2 separate regions of the Homo sapiens genome follow, and region 1 is linked to region 2. A link is an interaction called in ENCODE POLR2A ChIA-PET data of the cell type or tissue named here. Cell type or tissue: A673. All regions are shown on one strand. Each heading gives the region's core, and the rest is flanking DNA. Links, peaks and the distances in the headings are about the cores only. Region 1 has its middle 64 kb from the start of LRP1B. Region 2 has its middle 340 kb from the start of KYNU.

Evidence for each region. ChIA-PET counts read pairs that join two places held together with the same protein. Peaks named below come from ENCODE experiments on the same cell type or tissue, not always from the same donor. Only the 100,000 strongest peaks of a DNase experiment are listed, where the experiment ranks them.
Region 1: POLR2A ChIA-PET joins it to region 2 with 10 read pairs; 2 of 35 experiments call an interaction of 5 or more read pairs at or near these places.

The regions. Positions count from the first base shown.
Region 1 is chr2:142,192,086-142,197,479 of GRCh38, reverse strand. No RefSeq gene overlaps it. Among named protein-coding and RNA genes, the nearest start is that of LRP1B, 64 kb to the right of the region's middle. In A673, for the core only: no CTCF peak of the experiment used is centred there; no DNase peak of the experiment used is centred there.
Region 2 is chr2:142,534,681-142,540,074 of GRCh38, reverse strand. No RefSeq gene overlaps it. Among named protein-coding and RNA genes, the nearest start is that of KYNU, 340 kb to the left of the region's middle. In A673, for the core only: no CTCF peak of the experiment used is centred there; DNase peaks (open chromatin) are centred at 2,934 and 3,374; H3K4me3 peaks cover 1,652 bases; H3K27ac peaks cover 3,095 bases.

The DNA of each region.
Region 1 (5,394 bases), core at 64-5,063, 340 kb after region 2:
TTGATAGAAAACAGTTTTTCATAATTAATTTAGTAAAATCAAAAATTTATATTCTTATATAGCCTATTGCAGAGATAAGAGAGGTTATTTATATGTAACTTTGACTAGCCTGGCTTTTGCACAGTATCTAGTTCACTAGATATAACTACCACTAGCATCAGCTTATTTTGTGCGGTGCTGTGTGGAGCAGAAATAAAAAGCCTCCTTCAATGGCAAACCTTCAAAAGCATTACTCAAGAGTCATGATGAAGTCCTAATTATTATGGGGTGTATACCGAATCTCAAATAAAGTCAGAGTCTTTGAAGGCAAAGAAGGCCTACATTTCATGCCACTAAGTTAAGAAAGATAAAAATTCAAGGTTTATATGTTGATGGCAACTACAAAAGCTTTGTTAAAATAATAGTCATACTCTTCTTCTCACATAATAATGCTTCTGTTGTAAAGCTTCACAGTTTGGTGGGGTGAACAAAATTGATGAATAATGGCTTTCTACTAGTGGTGCAAAATAGCAAAGCCATTCATTTCATTCTAGTATAGTTTGTCATATTTTCCAGACTTTTTAAAATCAGAAAACGAAGTCTTTATGTGTGCTGTGTGACATAGTAGTACTTCCTCACAGAGCACACTCATTGATGGTGCTTTGTACGGAAAGGATGCCACTCCTGAAATTCTGACAAGTAAAAGGCAGATTTTCCACTGCATCTAGCCTAAGATTGGGAAAGTTCAAAGAGAGAGAAGTTGGATGAATTTGTTGGGCGTCAGTGAATTGAACATAAACAGTAGGCAAGAGGCTATGATGTTTTTATTGGTAGAGTTCAGTAGGAGACTCCTTCATTCAGGAAAAATTTGTAGAGCCCCTACTTGAGGGACTGTGCTAAATATATTCTCTAAGGGAAATAAAGACAATGAGAATCTTTGCTGAATAATGATTCAGATCAGTAGAGAAGGCAAGACATACAAATAATGATGCAAAAAAAGTTTTACCATACATATAAAGCAACATGTTAAAATTACTATTTGACAAAGACTGGATGCAAAATTTGAAAGTAGAAAACAGAAATGGCAAAGAATGTCCTGGTAACACAGAAATATCCTAATTTTAAAATCCCACCACTACGACCCCTCTACCACCCCTAATATCTCAATATGTCCTTCTTTTCTTTCTTATTTTTTTGTTTCTTATATTTTTTCCTTTTTGTGTGTTTGATATAGTCTTGCTATTTCACTCAGGCTGGAGTGTAGTGGCACACTGCATGGTTCACTGCAGCCTCGACCTCTGGGCTCACACCGTGCCAATTTTGTTTTAGAGAGTCAGGGTCTTGCCATATTGCCTAGGCTGGTCTTGAATTCCTTGGCTCAAGTGATCCCCCACCTCTGCCTCCCAAACTGTTGGGATTACAGGCATAATCCACCACGTCTGGCCCAAAATACTTTCAAACATATTTGTTACTATTATCCAACCAGATCCATCTCCTCTTTGGATGTCATGCACTGCAGCTTCATCTAGTATGCTGTTTCCCTACTTAGAAAGCATTTATTCTGTTTCTTTCCATTATTTCCTTGAAGATTCACTTCAAATTTGTGTTCAAGAAGCCATCCCTAATTGTGTGCAATAGACGTATATTCTTCCTTCATCACATTTCCTCAATAATTGGATGTAAATATCATATTACATTGCTGTGACCTGTTTAAGATCACTTTCCTCCCTACAAGAAAATGGCTAAAAAATGTTGCATTGGGTTATTATTCATTAGTATTAAATACATATGAAATATTCAAAGTGTTTGCTGGATCATTCAATATTTGATTGAAGAGAAGAATGTTGCTTCTGTGTAGAGGAAGCTCAGCATAGCAGAAGGCAGGAATCAGAGTTAAATGCTGTTGGTGTGATCCTCAGATCTGTCAGTGAAGAACTGCAATCCTAAGTAAACCATATCTGAAGGCACAGAGACAGGAACAAATAACAAGTAGTAATCTGAGGGAAATGATGGAGTTTAGCTTGTTACCAATCGATTCTATTTAATAGATAAGGAATTATAATGCATTGCGTCATTGCTTAATGAGGAATAACAAGGCACAACAAAGTTTCCTATTGCCATAAAATAAAGGGAATGACATCCAACAATGAGTTTGATTTTTTAAGTAGATTCTGGGGGTTCATGTGCAGGTGTGCTACATGGGTCTATTTGCATAATGCTGATGTTTGGGTTTCTGTTGAATGCATCACCCAAATAATGAACATAGTACCTGATAGGTAGATTTCAACCATTGCTCCCCTTCCTCCCTTCCTCCTTTGGGAATTGACAGTGTCGATTGTTTCCATCTTTATGTCCATGTGAACCCTTTGTTTTGCTCCCACTTATGAGAATATGTTCTGAGTTTCTGTTTCTAAATTAATTCACTTAATAGCCTCCAGCTGCATCCATATTGCTGCAAAGAACATGATTTTATTCTTTTTATGACTGCATAGTATTCCATGGTGTATGTGTACAACCAAAAAAAAAAAAATGCAAAGAAACAACTGAGTCTTAAGAAGAGGTTGAAAGATGTCCAGCAAGGCAAAGGAAGATGAAATTAGGACTGTCGGATTTGGCTTTCAGAAAGATATACTGCTCAAGCACTTTGGAAAGGGTGATTTCCATGGATCAGATTGCAATCTGTTGAAGGGTAATTAAAAGTTGGGAATAGAGATTCTGAATGTAGATTATGCTTTTTAAACGGTGGGATCAATGAAGACAGAAAAGGACAAACAGCCTCAATGTGAAGGTCTAAAGGCACGTAAAGTCAAGTTTTTGCTTTATTTGATGTTTCACTTTTTGTTTTGTTTTTGGTTGAAACATTTTAAAAGAGCCATACTGACATCCTTTATTTTGCATTTCCTATACTTCAAAATAGCACAAATATAACTTTGCTATGTAATGCTTATCATATGTAATTTTTTATTCATGCCACACCCAAGAAATAAAAGCAGTTTACACTGTCATTTTTGTTTAAAGTTTTTACAAGTTGTTTATAAATAACTGCATTCTTTGAGTGACTTTGAACTTTGTTTAGGAAAAATGTTGTCACACTGTGTGTTCTGGCAATAGTTTGATTATGTTTGACTGCTTTTGCTTCCTGTGCATATTAATGTGTGGCTCCCATGTCACTAGAAAAAAATCAAGAGCTTCAAACCTGTGAGCAAACCATTCAAAGAAGATTGTAATGATATCACACAAATTTCCCTTTTTGGTGTCCAAAAGAGAAATAAAACGTCAATTGCCTTGCTACTTGATTAATTATTCCAGGGGCCAACAAACTATGACCTATAGGCCAAATTGGGTCTGCCACCTCTTTTTAAATAAAGTTTTATTAGTACATAGCTACATCGATATATTTATACCATCCATAGCTGCTTTCATATACACACAATTGTGCAGTTGAATAATTCTGACAAGATCAGGTAGCTCACAAAATCTAAAATACTCATTATCCTTTAAAGAAAACCTTTGCCAATCCTTGTATCAGAGCTTTATATAATTATAGTGAAGACAAATATTAACTTCTAAAACAGATTTGAAATATGTGCTTTCCCAAATTATATTTATTTATGTTGACACAATTAATTCAACAAATATGTATTGAGCACCTTCTATAAAGCCAGATCTTTTTGAGGTTATAGCAGTTAACAAAACAAATGAAACTCTGTCCTCATAGAGGTTGCATTCTAATTGTAGTCAACTGGACACTCAACAATCAACAAATAACAAAATAAATGAGAAACTATATTTAAAAATACTGTGCCAGATGATCATATGCACCCTGTATAAAACAAACAAGGACAAGGAATAATGAGTATCAGGGATTGGAGGGATTAAGGAGCATACATTTACTACTATATATTGTTTATAGTGTCCTAAGATTGTCCTTGAATAAAATGAAATTATCAGCCAAGAGATCAAGTAAAATAGAACTACTCCCTAACTAAAATGTCTGCATCCTAAGTTGATAACATTCAGTCCACACACTCATTAAAATATACTACTAGGCTTCACTTTTAATTTGGACCTGTTTCTGAACCCACAATTTACAAAATGGTGCAAGACCAAAAAAGAACCATATTATGCAAAGTCAATCCCCTCAAGAAAGCTTATCACATTAAGTTGGTCCCTAAAATTCTGCACAAATTCAGTGTTTAAAGCCAATGCATAATCCCTGTATAATATTATATAAGAGAGTAAACTTTGTATAAAATTGTTTATGTCAGCCTAGCAAATAATAGTTAAAAAAAAAAGGCAGGGGTTAAAAAAAAAAAAACTCTAATAATATTGTAAATCTTTCTCCCAAAATAAATGGAATGTAGGAAGGGGGCAGGGATAGCATTAGGATATATACCTAATGTAAATGATGAGTTAATGGGTGCAGCACACCAACATGGCACATGTATACATATATAGCAAAACTGCACGTTGTGCACATGTACCCTAGAACTTAAAGTATAATAAAAATATATATAAATAAAAATAAATGCTAATGCCATTAAAAATATTTTAAAAAGATGGTTGACATCACTTATAATTTTAAAAATGCAAACTAAAACTATACCAAGATACCATCTTTTACCAATACAATTGGCAAAAATCCAAAAGCTTAACCAAGAACTATTTTGTTGAGTCTTGGGTAAAAAATAAAAATAAAAATAAAATAAAATAAAATAAATGGAATGTAGTCATCACTTAATCATTTTTAGCCCATGAAATATTATAAACAATATAAAATAGCCAGCTATAAACAATCTGTAATCCAATAACAATTTTATTTTATTATATTGATAAGGCAAATGGTAATTTATACTTCTATTTTGCTAGAACTTTTTGAATGAACTACGTAGATCATGTACAATGGACATAAACTCCCTTTATGTGTGCCAAACCAAAAATATAAAAATCAAATGGGAATGTGATTTTTACTGGGATACCTTGAGATCTGAAAGCTCTCTGTAGCTTGTCAGTACAGCAACCCTGTTCTGAGTTTTGATTAACTGTCTTTTTACTTGAATTAGATATTAGTTTCTTGATGTTTTTATTTTAAGAGAAAATTACTATTGAAATGTTCAAGATAGCTTTAGAGTTAACATTAAGATTCAAGGAAAAATGTTTTAAAAACCCATGTTCTTAATTTCTCTGAGATATATACTTTTTCCTTTTTCATTTTTACATTAATGTTTTATGGGAGGAAAAGTAATTACTCTCCTATATCAATTAAATGGCAACTGTTAAAATATCTTACAATACTAACATTTTCTGAACTCTTGTTCTCCCAACCAATAAAAAAGACATGACCTAAAAGAATTCCAAAATGAAAATGGAACATTAATTAAAACACAAATGAATATATTTGGTGTTATTTCAGTT
Region 2 (5,394 bases), core at 316-5,315:
ACATCAGGATGGGTTTAGCACAAGGATCAGGCCCCTGCTATACAGCAATACTTTTCAAGTGATTCAGGAAACATTTGTACTCAGATTCTAGGTGGAAACAAATGCCCAGTAAGGAAGCTTTTCCTTATAGTTCAAATTATTTTGCATCAGAGAATAAGTGCCTTTAAAATTTCTGATATTGGAAAAATAACTTGCTCATTTAGCAGTCACATGGGCCACATGTGGCTGCATTTGACGATTGAAGAGAAAGCTTCATTTGACACTGTTGAAGAGAAAGCTTCATCTACCTCCCCAGAAACACATGTCCAGGCTCTCAAGTCATTTTAAAAAGATGATAATTTTGATAATCTGTGTGTTATTTTAATTTCTGCTAATTTTAATACTTCCCTAAACTTCTTTGATGATTTTCTTTGTGTTCTTTTGCATTGTTTTCAAGCACTCACTCTTTTGTTTTTTAATCTGTGTTTTTAATTTGTCTATTTTTTCATTAAAGTCTGGATATAAAATACTCAAATACAGGTTTTAAAAAATTCCACGAAATTGTAGACATAATATTTGCATAATTGGAGCACATATGACTATAGCACTTCACAGTTAGGGGTTAAAGTTAAAGACAATGTCTAAATCACCGGAATCATCTGTGTGGGCAGATATTTCTGTAAAACGTATTTTGTTCTGACATCAAATATTCAAGGGACAAATTAAACTATGTAGAGTAAACTCTTATGGGATCTTTCCCGAAGATTAGTTTTCTCAACATTGTTTCCTCAAGGGAACAACATAAAGGAGTATATTGGCTGATGTCAAGAGTGATATTCATTAGGGAAATTAGGAGTGTTTTTATGGTGAAACATGTAGAATTGGAATAAAATATCATGTAAGTCAATCTGACAAATACCCTTTAGAAGTTAGGTGGAGAAACCTAACAGCACTAATCTCAACTTCAATTTTTGAACAAGAAACACCATCAAAACAGGATGATGGTGGTGTTACCGGAAGGAAGGCCTTGAGTGAGTTGTCCAGGTCCTTGGCATTTTGAACAAAGAATTGAACAAAATGCATGAAGTTTGTTACTTTGGAACGAAACACAGAAATGAAGCAGCGAAAGCAGGGATTTATTAAAGCAAGAAAGCACTCTACAGGGTGGGAGCGGGCCCGAGTCAGCAGCTCAAGGGCTCAGTTACAGTTTTCTGGGTTGGAAGTGCTCCTTTTTGAGGTCCCTGTCAGTTACCCTTATCTAGATAAAGGATTTGGTCCATGGCTAAAGACTGAGGTGGATTGGCTCATGGCTAACCCAAGGCCAAGCAGACTGGCGCCCTGTGCTGATGAAGGGGTGCCCAGTGCTTGGCCCTTGGCCACTCCAAGGCACTCTCCCTTTCCATCTTAGACATGGTGGGGTGGGGAGGGTTGTAGAGAAAGTGGCCTTGGATCCCTTCTTTCTGGGGTGTGGGGAGGCAGGGTTTTCCCTTTTGGTTTAGCTTTAGGAAGTTCGCATTAATTGGTCTTAGGTTCTCTGACCCCAGACCCAGGTGTTTAACCTTTGATTTAACTTTAAGAAATTATCACGAATTGTCCTCAGATTCCTTTCCCCCAGACCTTGATGGTTTCCCTTGATTCAGCTTTAGGAAGTCAGCACAAATCAGCGGCCTAAGTTCCCTGCCACCAGACCCTATTCTTCTGCCTCAGTGGTCTCCGCATCATTTCTTCGAGATCAAAAGAGAACCAAAAGTCATCTCTTCTACATCCTTGCTTTAGTAAGATAATGCTTATTTACACGTAAAGACATGAATGTACCTTAAATTTTATAAAAATATTTTCTACCCTTTACTCATTAAAATAATGTATGAATTTTAAGGCTCTCTAAGATAGATATTTGGTAGGAGAGAGAGAGAGAAAAAAATAATGCACTCACAAATTATTTCTGTGGAAAAAGTTCTGCAATTTCCGTACTTCTTTCTCATCTGTCCCTCTGACTTGGTTAATTGTTTGGGTCATAGAAAAGAATAAAGAACAAGTTTTCAAGTGACTTGCAAAGTTTTGAGTTAGACACTTTCAGAAGGAAGATGCTTCAACCTTCAACCTAAAAATTGAATGCAAAATCTTGTAGTCAAGCATTTCTATTCATGTTAGCCTGGAGTAAGAACAAAAAGCATAAAAGACTAAAAAGATTTCAGTTGAAACAAAGGGCATTTGGGAATGGAGTCACATACTGAGCATATCAAAGATTCCAAAGCTAGGTTCCTGCTTTTCGGTTTTCTGTAGAAATGACATCTCAGAGGAGTAAATATAAAGAAGAACAATGAAAGAGAGAGGGTATTGGTAGGAGGAGATCAAGAAAAACATTATAAAAAATGAGATTTTGAATAGTTCATATGGATTTTGTTCTTCTTTTATCCTGAATGGGAACCAAAATCTATCTGGTTGGGAGACAAAAAAAAAAAAAAAATAGAGAAAACTTTGATTCATAACAATTGACTAGCAAAGAATCTAAGAGAATCTAAAGTTTTGGGTGATAAAATGATTTTTCAGACACTCTTTAATATACTTTTAACAATATTTCTGCCTCTGTTTTTTCATATTTTCTGGTTATATAATAAAGAGAATTATCTGATTACAGTTTTCTTTTTCCTAGGCTTTTTATATCTCCAATGCATTTTAATGTTTCTATAGAGTCAACCCAATATGCCAATTTTATCCAAAGAACAAAATTTCTAACCTATATTATTTCTCTGTTTGTCTTCTTCCCCTTCCTCTCCAACCCACCCACATACTGACAAACTTATGTATCCTTTATTTGAGTTCCCCGTTCTCCTAATTTAGAATATCTATGACTTACCAGGTTGTAATGTAGTATTCATGTTGTCTCACTTGAAATCGGAGTAAGTTATGCACTAAGGGAATTTTGCAAGTGAAATCGCTTAAAGACAAGACGATGACACATCACAATTTTCTTTTCCTAGTTGCAAGCGGTACAATGTATTAGGTGGAAATTATCAATGTCTCGGAAAGACACAGTAACTCAAAACTCCTCCAGCACAGTGAACTGCTACAGCTGGGGCAAAAAGGAATAAAACTGCCAAAAAGCATCAAGGAGTTTGAGAAAGTGATAAAGTCTGGAAATGCATTTATGAATGACAAGCATATGGGTTTTTAGCAACTCACTTGTTGAAAAGTTGAAAAAAGTGCAGAGGTTATATTTTTCTTCAATTCCTTTTATTATTATTGAATTATTCCAGCAGCAGACCTTTTTCTTCAAAAGAATTTCTTAGAATTCGTTAATTACCTGATTTCATGTCAGCCAGATATTTTCCTCTCAAGCCAGCGCACCGTAACAGTTGATGCCCGGTGGCTAACCTCCTGGCAACCAATGCAGCTTCGTTTGATGATTAATTATTCATTGAGCGCCTACCATGAAGAGGGAAAAGCTTGCATTCTTGCTAGAAGCTTGCAGCTTGCTAGGCAAACACCAACCAAATGAAGCAAACAAAAATGTTACACATTTGTCCTTTTTCTGCATATTCTGGATCCTCAAAGGGGGAGTGAATTTCTAAGATGGGACTAGTGTCTACATCATTTTAGTAATTTAACAAAATTCTTTGAAAATGACTTGATTAGTGTGTTAGTGTGATAGCCACAAACCAGGGACAATTCCACTACACAGACTTTTTTTTAGTGGATTTAAACTCTATATGTGTAAAGTATTAAGTTCAGGGTATAATATATGTGTATGTATCTATTACTTTTAATGGCAAAAAATGCAATTACCTTTGCACCAACTTAGTATCTATTGATTCTATCTAATCTATATCTTGCATCTATCTACATTTGTCCATATATACAGTCATATGTCAGTCAGTAATGTTGCAGGAACATGGTAGAGTGCACATACACAATCCTAGATAGTACAGTCTACTACACAACTAGGCTGTATGGTATAGCCTAATGCTCCTAGGCTGAAAACCAGTAGAACATGTTACTGTACTGAACACTGGAGACAATTATAACACAATGGTAAGTATTTGTGTACCTAAACATATCTAAACGCAGAAAAGGTTCAGTAAAAATATGGTAAAAAATAGTACACCTGTGTAGGGTACTTACCATGAATGGACTGGAAGTTGCTCTGGGTGAGTCACTGAGTGTGTAGTGAGTGAACCCAAAGGCCTAGGACATTACTGTACACTACTGTAGACTTCATAAACACTGTACACTTAGGCTACACTAAGCTTATTAAAAATATTTTTTCTTCAATAATAAATTAACCTTAGCTTATTGTAGCTTTTTTTACTTTATAAACTTTGGTTTTTTTTAAAATTTTGACTCGTAAAACACTTAGCTTTAAACATAAACACATTGTACAGTTATACAAAAATATTTTCTATAAGCTTCTTTCTGCTTTATTTTGTTTTTTTTTTTTTTTTTTTTACTTTTTAAAACTTTTTTTGTTGTTGTTAAAAATGAAGCCCCAAACACACATATTATCCTAGCCCCACACAAGGTCAGGATATTCAGTATCACTGTCTTCCACCTTCACATCTTGTCCCAGTGGAAGGTCTTCAGGGACAATGACACCATGCCATTGTCTATGACATCATCTCATATGATAACAAAGTGTTCTTCTGGACCTTGTAAGGACCTGCCTGAGGCTGTTTTTTCAATTAACATTTTTTATAGGTAGAAGAAGTACACTCTAAGATAACATTTTAAAGTATAGTAAATACATAAACCAGTAAGGCAATCATTTATTATCATTATCAAGTGTTATGTACTGTACATAATTGTATGTGCTATCCGTTTAAATGACAGGCAGCATAGTAGGTTTGCTTACACAAGCATCACCACAAACATGGGTAATCCACTGCCCTATGACATTAGGACATCACTAGGCAATATAAATTTTTCATCTCTATTATAATCTTATGGGACCACTGTCATATATGTGATCTTGACCCAAGCATCGTTATGTTGCATATGACTGTATGAAGTCCATGGGGTGAGAAAAGAAAAATATTGACAGGGTAAAATATTTTCAACCTTTGGTTATAATGAGCAAAATAAAATTGGCTTAGTGTTTTGTATGGCTTCGAACACAATCCCCAAGCATGAATACCATTTTGAAGTGGAAGTGCATCCTAAAAACAAAGCAGATGATGATAATTGTGAAAACCTCAAACTGTAAGGTAGAGATGCTCAGAGGCTTTTGCCAGAAGCGACATGTAAGGGTAATAAAGCCATGCTGCTGGGGGATGGGATTCAGGGATTCTAGTTCCAGTTTAGCACTTTATTTAACAGAACAATTGCTAAACTCTTTGTTGGCCTGTGAGGCATAAAATGGGAATTCTCTGTATAAATTATTACAACAAGCCACCTTAGCATTCTGCCTTTTGATACATG